Linked DNA regions of Homo sapiens: region 2 is linked to region 1. A link is an interaction called in ENCODE POLR2A ChIA-PET data of the cell type or tissue named here. Cell type or tissue: OCI-LY7. All regions are shown on one strand. Each heading gives the region's core, and the rest is flanking DNA. Links, peaks and the distances in the headings are about the cores only.

Evidence for each region. Peaks named below come from ENCODE experiments on the same cell type or tissue, not always from the same donor. Only the 100,000 strongest peaks of a DNase experiment are listed, where the experiment ranks them.
Region 2: POLR2A ChIA-PET joins it to region 1 with 6 read pairs; 2 of 35 experiments call an interaction of 5 or more read pairs at or near these places.

Annotation. Positions count from the first base shown.
Region 1 is chr1:199,445,972-199,451,355 of GRCh38, reverse strand. LOC105371680 (a long non-coding RNA gene) reads right to left here and starts at 2,377. Exons shown (of 5, transcript XR_922402.2): 1 at 2,289-2,377; 2 at 557-628. RefSeq lists an enhancer at 2,829-3,329. In OCI-LY7, for the core only: no CTCF peak of the experiment used is centred there; no DNase peak of the experiment used is centred there.
Region 2 is chr1:199,946,547-199,951,930 of GRCh38, reverse strand. It overlaps LOC105371682 (a long non-coding RNA gene), which reads left to right. Exons shown (of 3, transcript XR_922404.1): 3 at 4,247-4,284. Among named protein-coding and RNA genes, the nearest start is that of NR5A2, 78 kb to the left of the region's middle. RefSeq lists an enhancer at 2,383-3,582. In OCI-LY7, for the core only: no CTCF peak of the experiment used is centred there; a DNase peak (open chromatin) is centred at 2,820.

The sequences.
Region 1 (5,384 bases), core at 220-5,219:
ATGCAGCCCAAAGATGGTGGTGGTGGGGGGTGTAGTGCAGGGGAGTAGAAGAGGAGTGGGAGGCTGAGGGAAGGTTTTGGAAATAATACCTAAACACAGTCTTTGAGAATGAGTAGGTAGTAGCCAGCCAAAGGCAAGACATGCCATCAGCATTCATAAAGACAAAAGGAAGAGAAAACCATGGCTCCCCAGTTTGGAAATTCAATTTGCTCTATGTCACTGAACATTTATTGAGTGCCTACCATATGCCAGGTGCTGAGAATGCAAAACTTCAAAGGAGCTCACAGTCCAGTTCAGCAACTCTCAATCTCATCTCCCCACAGTTACGTATTATGTGATATTGTGATCATTTGTGGGATTTGTCTTACATAATTTGTTACTAATATTTGTCTTTTAAGAAGAGTTAGGGGATGGTTTGCTATTATCAATAATTAATCCCTAAAATGAAATCATTTTCATTCACTGGCATTCTAACACTTGTTTTGAGTGATAGATAAAGCGGTAGCAATAATAGAAGACTGACTTGTAGGGCAAACCTGCAGTTCATCCTGCTTACCTTGCAGCTCAGAAATAGTTGTCCAAGTGATTCTTATGCATTTTGGTGAATGAAAGCCTAAGATCTGTTAAACTAGAGAAGAGAGAAGTAAATGAAATTGAGTGTGATAAATGCACTCATAGATTTTTGACATTTTTTTCTTGAGTTTTTAATCTCTTCTTTGGGCCTCCTTAGCATCATCTTTCCTAGTGTGCCTTCTTTCTTTTCAGCTATTTTCTATGTCAATTTCATTTAGTGTCTTCTGTTGTTCTGGTCAATGGAAAACTTTCAACATATGTTTTTTGAGAGCCTACTGTGTGGTGGCCACTATTTTAGACAATTTTTGGTTTTCTCAGGTATGCATATATTTAATAACGTATATTGGTAGCTTTCAGTAATTCGGGAGTGAGATGAAGACTATAAAAAATTATATGGGCTTTATTTTGTTTGGTTATTGCCTTTGCCCTCTCTTACATTCCCTTGAATGAACATGGTGCCATGATCAAAATCATCGAGGAGGAAAGGACTGGTGGTGAGGGACATATGCCTTATGCTTCTAGTATATTCAAAACAACAACAACAACAACAACAGAGAGAGAAGGGGTTTAGAATCTTAACTGTTCAAAATATTCTTACTGAGCAATTATCCAAATGTATGACTTCAAATACCACCTATACATTGGTAACTGTGATTCTCTTTGGCATGTCTAGACTTTCCTCCCAAGCCCCAAAGCCCTCTATATAACCCCTTGGATATCCCACAGGCACCACACACTCAGCACATGTTAAGGTAAATGTGTTTGTTTATTCCCCCAACTTTCTGTCTCCTCTTGTAGTTTCTACATCAGTAAAAGTCACAACTCTCCATCTAGTAACTCAAGACAAAGATCTGTTCATTCTAGATTCCATTCTCCATTGGCACTAATTGTAGTGAGTCACTAGGCACTGGGTTTTCTTCTTCGACAGATTTTCTATCATTACAACCTCTTTCTCTTTCTCATTGACTGATTTTGTTGATTCCAAACTACCTTTCTTCTTCCAGTCTTCCACGCTGTTTTTAAACAGTCAGATAAAGCTACATCCTTGCTTAAAATCTTAAAATTCCCCAAATATCTCCCACAACTATAGAATAAATTTATCCTTTTTATTCAAGCCATTACTCAAGTTCTCTTATATTTTATCATTCATATTCATTTATCTTCCTTCAAGCTCTAGACCACAAACTTGGCCTAAATCATGATCATATCTTCCTGGGGCAAATGAAAATTCTTGCTATTGTTCTTTCTGTGGTCATTCTTGCCTTCTCATAATTCATTTTCCACATAGTATCCAGTAAAATCACTTCAAAATATCACTCCTCTGTACAACCCAGATAGCATCTCTGTGAACTAAGGACAAAATACAATCTTTAACATGCCCATGAGACCCTGCGTGGGTGAGCCCCTCCTCGTTATTCACTCTGACCTCAGCTTGCTCCCAACCATGCTCAGTGTGCTCCCACCACAATGGCCTCTTTCAGGTCTGCGAATGTGCCTGGTTCCTTCTTTCCCCAGGGTCTTCCCACACTCTGTTTTTCTTGCCTAAAATGCTCTTCCCTCCACATTTTCCCTAGCTAAGTCTTACTTATCTTTTGAGTACCTTCTTACTGAATAACATGGTTTTTCAAAAATGCCAGGCTATTTATGTCACCCTTCCTTGCTATTTTTATTTTCTTAGTATAAAGTAGTCTTTCTCCTATCCAACATTGCCTTACCCCGTCGTAAAGAACTCAGTTCATGAGACGTTTTCTCATCTAGGAACACATTCTGAAAACCTCAGGCTGATTTGCATAGCTCTCCTCCATGTTCCTGTGGATTGTGATCTAACTTTGTCCACCTCATTTCAATTAAAGTCTTCTGAGTGGATTTTTTTCAGTATTGAATTTCTCCTTACTAAGGAAAATATTAACCAGCCATATTGATTCAGTAAATAGTTCAGTAAGAATGCAGCGCTGAGTTTCTTGGGAATGGAATTTTAAAATTCCAGGCCAACCTGAAGTCAGAACATTCCTTTTATCGCTCAACTTTAGTAATTTTCCCCAGTGACCCACAGCACAACAAGTCCTAATAATCACTTGCTTAATTGAACTTATGTCCCTTTGGAGTAAAATTAATTTGGATGAATCTGAGTTTTGCTAGATTTAAGTATTCCTTTTGAGATCTGGAGAAAAGTTATAGGAGAAAGGGTTGGGGGGAACCTTTGTTTTGCTTATGTTTATAATCGTTCTTATTGCAAAAATGTTTGCTGGACCAACTGGAAGCAGCAGTGTTCGGAGATTCCATAATAAGCATGTGAATCCTTCACCAAGGTGTCCAGGTTCTCTCATCAAAATTGACTAGAAGGCTAGCGTGACCCATGGAGAGAAGGAAGAGCAGTGAGGTGTGGTGGCCCACCTGAGAGCCACATGGGAAAGGGGATCCCCCTCCCCACAGCCAAGGGAGGCCATGAGTAAGCGTGATACCCATCCAGGGAAACTGTGCTTTTTCCATGGAACTGTGCAACTGATGGATTGGAAGATCCCACTTGTAAACCCATGCCACCAGGGCCCAGTGTCCCAACCCTGGAATGCACAGATGCTTACAGCCTCTCAGCTGGAATCTGCCTAAGCCTTACTGAACTCCCGGGGGGAGGGATGGCGAGCACCAGCTGGAGCTGCCTGCTGTCTAAGCAGTTTGAACTCCTTGGGGAGGGGCAGCAGTCAGCACTGGGACTTGCAACTGCCTAACACACTAAGCTTCCTGGGCAGGGGAAGGGCGGCACCCATTTTGATAGCTCCAGGCCGTGCTTTTCCCCTGCTGGAGCCAGGGGGGCTGGATGGCTTGGTCCCAAGATTTGTCCTCACAGCCCAATACACTGGCTGTTGCAGTCTGCAGCATCACTTCAGGCCTAACATGAACCCATTCTTCCTCAGTGGGTGGAGTTTCCCTGCAGGATCTCCAGTAACTACAGCCAGAGCTCAGGGACAGAATTCGGATCCCCCTGGGCCTGAGCCCCTAGTGGGAGGGGTGGTTGCAGTCTCTGTGGACCAGCAGATTAGCCTCTCCCCCTGGTAGTTCTGAGGAATCTGGGCAGCCCAGATGAGTGGGTTTCTCCCCAGCGAAACACACCCTCTCCAGCAAGGGACAAAGTGCTTTGTTAAACAGGTCCTGCTCCCCATGCCACCCAACTGGGTGAGACCCTCCATTTGTCAGACACCCTATACAGGAGTGATCCTACTGGCATCAGGTTGGTGCATCTTGAGATCAGAGGTCCCAGAAGAAAGAGCGGGCACCCATCTTTGCTGCTCTCCAGCCTCCTTGAGTGACAACTTCAGGCATGGGAGAAAATCAGATAATTAGGGTCTGAAGTGAACCCCCAGCAAACTGCAGCAGCCCTACAGAAGGGGGACGTGACTATCGAAAGAAAAGCAGAAAATGACAACAATGGTATCAACAGCAGCAACAACAACGAAAAGGTGCCTACAAAAACCCCGTCCAAGGGCCAGCAGCCTCAAAGGCTGAAACTAGACACACTCACAAAGATAAGAAAGAATCAATGAAAAAATGCTGAAAGCCCAAAAGGCCAGAGTGCCTCTTCTCCTCTGATGGTTGCTATGTGTCTCCATCAAGGGTGCAGAACTGGACAAAGGATCAGATGGATTAATTGACAGAAGTAGGCTTTGGAAGATGGGTAATAAAAAACTACAGTGAGCTAAAGGAGCATGTTCTAACCCAGTGTAAAGAAGCTAAGAACTTTGATAAAAAGTTAGAGGAAATGCTAACTAGAATAACCAGTTTAGAGAGAAACATAAATGACCTGATGGAGGTGAAAAACACAGCACAAGAACTTTGTAAAGTATACACAAGTACCAATAGCCAAATCAACCAAGCGTAGGAAAGGGTATCAGAGTTTGAAGACCACCTTACTGAAATAAGACATGCAGACAAGAATAGAGAAAAAAGAATGAAAAGGAATGAACAAAGTCTCCAAGAAATATGGGACTTCATAAAAAAGACGGAACCTACGACTGATTGGAGTACCAGAAGGAGACGGGGAGAATGGAAACAAGCTGGAAAACACAAGAGAACTTTCCCAACCTAGCAAGACAGGCCCACATGCAAATTCCGGAAATACAGAGAACACCATTAAGATACTCCACAAGAAGATCAACCCCAAGACACATGATCATCAGATTCTCCAAGGTCAAAATGTAGGAAAAACTGTTAAAGGCAGCCAGAGAGAAAGGCCAGGTCATCTACAAAGGGAAGCCCTTCAGACTAAGAGTGGACCTCTCAGAAGAAACTCTGCAAGCCAGAAGAGATTGGGGGCCAATATTCAACATTCTTAAAAAAAAAGTTTTCAACCTAGAATTTCATATCCACCCAAACTAAGCTTCATAAGTGAAGGAGAAATAAAATCCTTTCCAGACAGGCAAATGCTGAGGGATTCCGTTACCACCAGGCCTGCCCTGCAAGAGCTCCTGAAAGAAGCACTAAATATGGAAAGCAAAAACCGGTACCAGCCACTGCAAAAACACACCAAAATATAAAGACCAATGACACTACCAAGAAACTGCATCAACTAGTGAGCAAAATAACCAAATGGCATCATAATGACAGGATCAAATTCACACATAAAAATACTAACCTTAAATGTAAATGGGCTAAATGCCTCAATTAAAAGACACAGACTGGCAAATTAGATAAGGAGTAAAAACTCTTCGGTGTGCTATATTCAGGAGACCCATCTTACATGCAAAGACACACAGATGGTCAAGATAAAGGGATGGAGGAAAATTTACCAAGAAAATGTAAAGCAAAAAAAAGCAGGG
Region 2 (5,384 bases), core at 323-5,322, 500 kb before region 1:
AAAAAATAAAAATAAAAAAGTGTCTCCTCTTGAATCTATTCACTTGTCAATATCTTCACTAGCACCACACTAGACCAAATTCCTAGTGCTCTTGCCTGCACTGAGACAGAAACTCACTGCAGATGCTTGAGTCAGTCAGAAAGGTTTTACAAAATTCAGATCTGATCATATCAGCCAGCAAATCAAAGTCCTTCAAGTACCTTTCTTCTTTTTTTTTTTTTTGAGTCAGGGTTTGTCTTTGTTACCCAGGCTGGAGTCCAGTGGTGTGATCTCGGCTCACTGCAGCCTCCACCTCTCAGGCTCAAGCCATCCTCCCACCTCAGCCTCCCAAGTAGATGGTGCTACAGGTGCTCACCACCATGCCTCTCTAATTTCTGTATTTTTTGGTAGTGTCAGGGTTTTGCCATGTTGCCCAGGCTGATCTTGAACTCTTGGGCTCAAGCGATACTACTGCCTTGGCCTCCCAAAGTGCTGGAATTACTGGCGTGAGCCACTGCACCTGGCCAGGCTTGTGACTTCTGACCCCTGTTTTCCTCTTCAGCCAGTCTCATATTTGTTTTCAGCGCTTTTGTGATTTTGGCCTTATTTCAGTCCCTCAAATATATCAAACTCCCTCCTACCATTGGGCTTTTGCACATGTAGTTTCCTCTTACTGGAATGCTCTCCTGTATTTAGTCACTTGCTATATTCCAGCCTTTTTTTTTTTTTTTTGAGACGGAGTCTCTCTGTGTCACCCAGGTTGGAGGGCAGCCCAGGCTGGAGGGCAGTGGTGCGATCTTGACTCACTGCAACCTCCGCCTCCTTGGTTCAAGAGATTCTCCTGCCTCAGCCTCTTGAGTAGCTAGGATTACAGGAGCGCACCACCATGTCCGGCTAATTTTGTATTTTTAGTAGAGATGGGGTTTTACCATGCTGGCCAGGCTGGTCTCCTGACCTCAAGTAATCCACTCACCTCAGCCTCCTGAAGTGCTGGGATTACTGGCATGAGCCACGGCTCCTGTTTTTGCTTTCTATTTTACCTTCAGATACACGGTTGTGGCATGCAGAAGCTCAATAAATATTTGCTATGAATATATATGTGTGTATATATATATATATATATATATATACCCACACACATATATATACATATATACATACACACATACACACACACACACACACACACACACACACACACACACACACACACATATATGTAGGTAATAGCTATTACCAAATTCCTTTTTTTTTTTTTTTTTTGTGATGGTGTCTTGCTCTGTCACCCAGGCTGGAGTGCATTGGTGCCATCTTGGCTCACTGCAACCTCTGCCTCCCAGGTTCAAGTGATTCTCCTGCCTCAGCCTCCCAAGTAGCTAAGACCACCACCAGCTAATTTTGTATTTTTAGTAGAGATGGGGTTTCACCATGTTGGCCAGGCTGGTCTCGAACTCCTGACCTCAGGGGGTCCACTCACCTTGACCTCCCAAAGTGCTGGGATTACAGGTGTGAGCCACTGCGCCTGGTCCCAAATTTAATTTTTTTGTTTGCCTTTTAATTTTGTAGCAAAATATAAAAATGTTGTGCCAAAATTAAAATTTTGTTTGCCCTTTAATATGCACTGATATTTAAACATTTTACATAGTTAAATCTATCAATCATTCCATTATGGCTTCTTTTATTGGCATCATGCTTCAAAAGCCCTCTGTCACTTGAAGAAAATATAAATTTTTATGTATTTTTAATGATATAGCTCTTTCTTTGGAAAATATTAAATTTTTAACTATCTGGAATGGATTTGAGGGCAAGATGACAGGTAGTGAAGCTTTTGTTCTCCATATAGTAGCCACTTGTCCCAAAATACTTTATTATTTTATTGAATGCTCCATCATTCCTCCAAAGACTTAAAATGCCCCTTGTTTAAAAAATATTTTTTGGGGGGGGTCTCTCATTGTTCTGAGCCTCACCCCCAGTCTCTGTACAGGGGAGCTGTTTTCTTTCTTCTTTATATATATATATATAGATATATATATATTTTTTTTTTTTCTGAGACAGGGTCTTGCTCTGTCATCCACGCTGGAGTACAGTGGCATAAACACTGCAAGGAGCTCAAGTGATCCTTCATGTCAGCCTCCTGAGATGATGGACTATAGGCACATGCCACCGTACCCAGCTAATTTTTTCATTTTTTGTAGAGATGGGATCTTCCTATGTTGCCAGGCTGGTCTTGAACTTGGAGCCTCAAGGGATCCTCCTACTTTGGCCTCCCAATGTAAGCCACCACATCCAGCCACAGATTTTTTTAAAATTTAATTTTCTTTTATTTATCTGTCATTGTGGTGATGCATCATTTTAATAATGGTGGCTTTATAAAGCATTTTAATGTATGATTATATCAGTTATCTCTGGCTATAATTATGCTTCATAACAACCACCCAAAATGCAATAGCTAACAGGGTTCCAGGAGATAGTTAAAATCTAATGCTGTAAGGCATTTATTATATATAATGAATTAACTATGTACTATCTTGGGAGAATTGAGAAAATAGACACAAATGATTTTTCTATAGGAATTATTTTCCTCATGGAAACCACACTAAGGAAGTATGGCTTAAAACAAACATTTATTTAGCTCATGAATCTGTAGTTGTGATTTAAGCTGAGTACTTTTTATAGTTTTAGCTGCACTCATTTTCATGTCTGGTGGTCTGCTGGCTGTGGGCTGGGGTGATGTGTGCGACTGGGTCCTATATGTTTCATCCTTTAGTGGGCTAGCCCAGACATGTTCACACAGTGAAGTGCAGAAGGCAAAACAGGAAGCAAATGCACAAGCACTTTGTGAAGCCTCTGCTTGCAGCAAGTTTTCTAATGTCTCATTGGTCAAAACAAATCACATGGCTAACTTCAGCCCTGAGGGCCTGAGAAATATACTCCACCTTCTCATGGAAGGAGCTGTGGAGTCATATTGCAGAAAAGGTGAATGCAGGGTGGATTAGAGAATTGGGGCCATGGTAGTCTTCCATTATTTTTCTTTAAAATTCTTTACTGGCTCGTTCCGCAAACTTGTTCTATTTTAGAATTACTTTGTCAAGACAAAAAATCCCCATTGGTTTTGCATGAAGAGAAAATGTAAGTCAGCCCCTTCCATGTCCCTGCAAAGGACATGATCTCACTGCTTTTTATGGCTGTATAGTATTCCATGGTGTATATATACACATTTTCTTTATTCAGTCTATTATTGATGGGCGTTTAGGTTGATTCCATGTCTTTGCTATTGTGAATAGTGCTGCAATGAACTTATGTGTGCATGTGTCTTTTTTTTTTTTTTTTTTTTTTTGAGATGGCATCTCGCTCTGTCACCAAGGCTGGAGTGCAGTGACGCAATCTCGGCTCACTACAACCTCCACCTCCTGGTTCAAGTGATTCTCCTGCCTCAGCCTTCTGAGTAGCTGGGACTACAGGCATGTGCCACCACGCTTGGGTAATTTTTTGTATTTTTAGTAGAGACAGGGTTTCACCGGGTTAGCCAAGATGGTCTGGATCTCCTGACCTCATGATCTGCCTGCTTTGGCCTCCCAAAGTGTTGGGATTACAGGCATGAGCCACCGTGCCTGACCTGCATGTGTCTTTATAATAGATGATTTATATTCCTTTGGGTGTATACTCAGTAATGGGATTGCTGTGTCGAATGGTATTTCTGTCTCTAGGTCTTTGAGGAATTGCCACACTGTCTTCCACAAGGGTTGAACTAATACTCCCACCAACAGTGCAAAAGTGTTCCCTTTTCTCCACAACTTCACCAGTATCTATTATTTTTTGATCTTTTAATAACAGACCATTATCCTTAGCAAACTAATGCAGGAACAGAAAACCAAATACCGCATGTTCTCATTTATAAGTGGAAGCTAAATTATGGGAACACATGGACACATCGAGGGGAACAACACATGCGGGGGCTTACCGGAGGGTGCAAAGTAGGAGGAGGGAGAGGATCAGGGAAAATAACTAATGGATACTAGGCTTAATACCTGAGTGATGAAATAATTTGTACAACAAAACCTTATGACGCATGCTTACTTGTGTAACAAACAAACCTGTACATCCTGCACATGTACCCATGAACTTAAAATAAATTTTTTTAAAAGAAAATGTAAGTCAGATGCCCAGCTAGGTGCTTTTACATATTCATTTCATTTAATCTTTCAGCAAATGAAAGTAGCTGTCATCATTCACACTTTTTTTCTTTTTTTTTTTTTTTTTGAGACAGAGTCTTGTGCTTGTTGCCAGGCTGGAGTACAGTGGTGCGATCTCGGCTCACTGCAACCTCTGCCTCCTGGGTTCCAGTGATTCTCCTGCTTCAGCCACCCAAGTAGCTGGGACTACAGGTGCGTGCTGCCACATCTGGCTAATTTTTGTATTTTTTAGTAGAGACAGGGTTTCACCATATTGACCAGGTTGGTCTCGAACTCCTGACCTCGTGATCCACCTGCCTCGGCCTCCCTCCCAAAGTGCTGGGATTACAGGTGTGAGCCACTGCGCCGGGCCTCATCACCCACATTTTATAGGTAAGGAAATTGAGGTCCAGATAGATTAAATAACTGTTTATCAGATAACAAGGTAAAGAATCTGGACTCAAACTTATTTCTTGCTTCATTTTATACTTCTCCTTCCACTGTTCCCTGACTGCTTCCTCTGATGATTGCTGAGAGGATCAAGCCATGATAATGGCCACGAATGAACCTGGAAGACTAATGTTAGCTGCTACCCAGTGATTTTGAAGTTCCCTAAATATCCATGTTTCTGTAAATAGAGCTCATGAAGGTTTTAATTTGTAGAAGAATCTCTGTATATCCTTCCTGTTTTATCCACAGTTTGGCGTAGATAACATAATTAACATGATTGACTGAAGGAGATTAAATAATCACAAGAGAAGCATAGTTGAGGTTTATTTTGGAGGCACTAACTTTTACAGCTCTATTGTGTTATAATCCATTCAATTTTCTGGTAATTTAGAAGAACAGCTATTTATAAGGGGATTAGCTATGTCTTCAGGCTGCCAAAACATTCCTTTGGGAGGCTTTGATTGGGGTTCAGAAATGACGTAAAAGAGGTGAGGCCTGACTCCCTGAGCTGCTGGGAGTGACGGCACGGGTAATATCAGATGCTGTCTCATATTAAAAGAAAAACCTCAGACAAATTAAATTTAACAGTATAATTGAGCAAAGAGCATGTCATGGATCAGGCAGCCTCCCGGACCAGAGTAGGCTCAGAGAGACTCCAGCATAGCCATGTGGTAGAAGATGATGTATAGACAGAGAAAGAAAAGTGACATACAGAAAACAGAAGTGAGGTACACAAACAGCTGAATTGGTTACAGCTCAGCATTTGCCTGGTTTGAAGAGTTG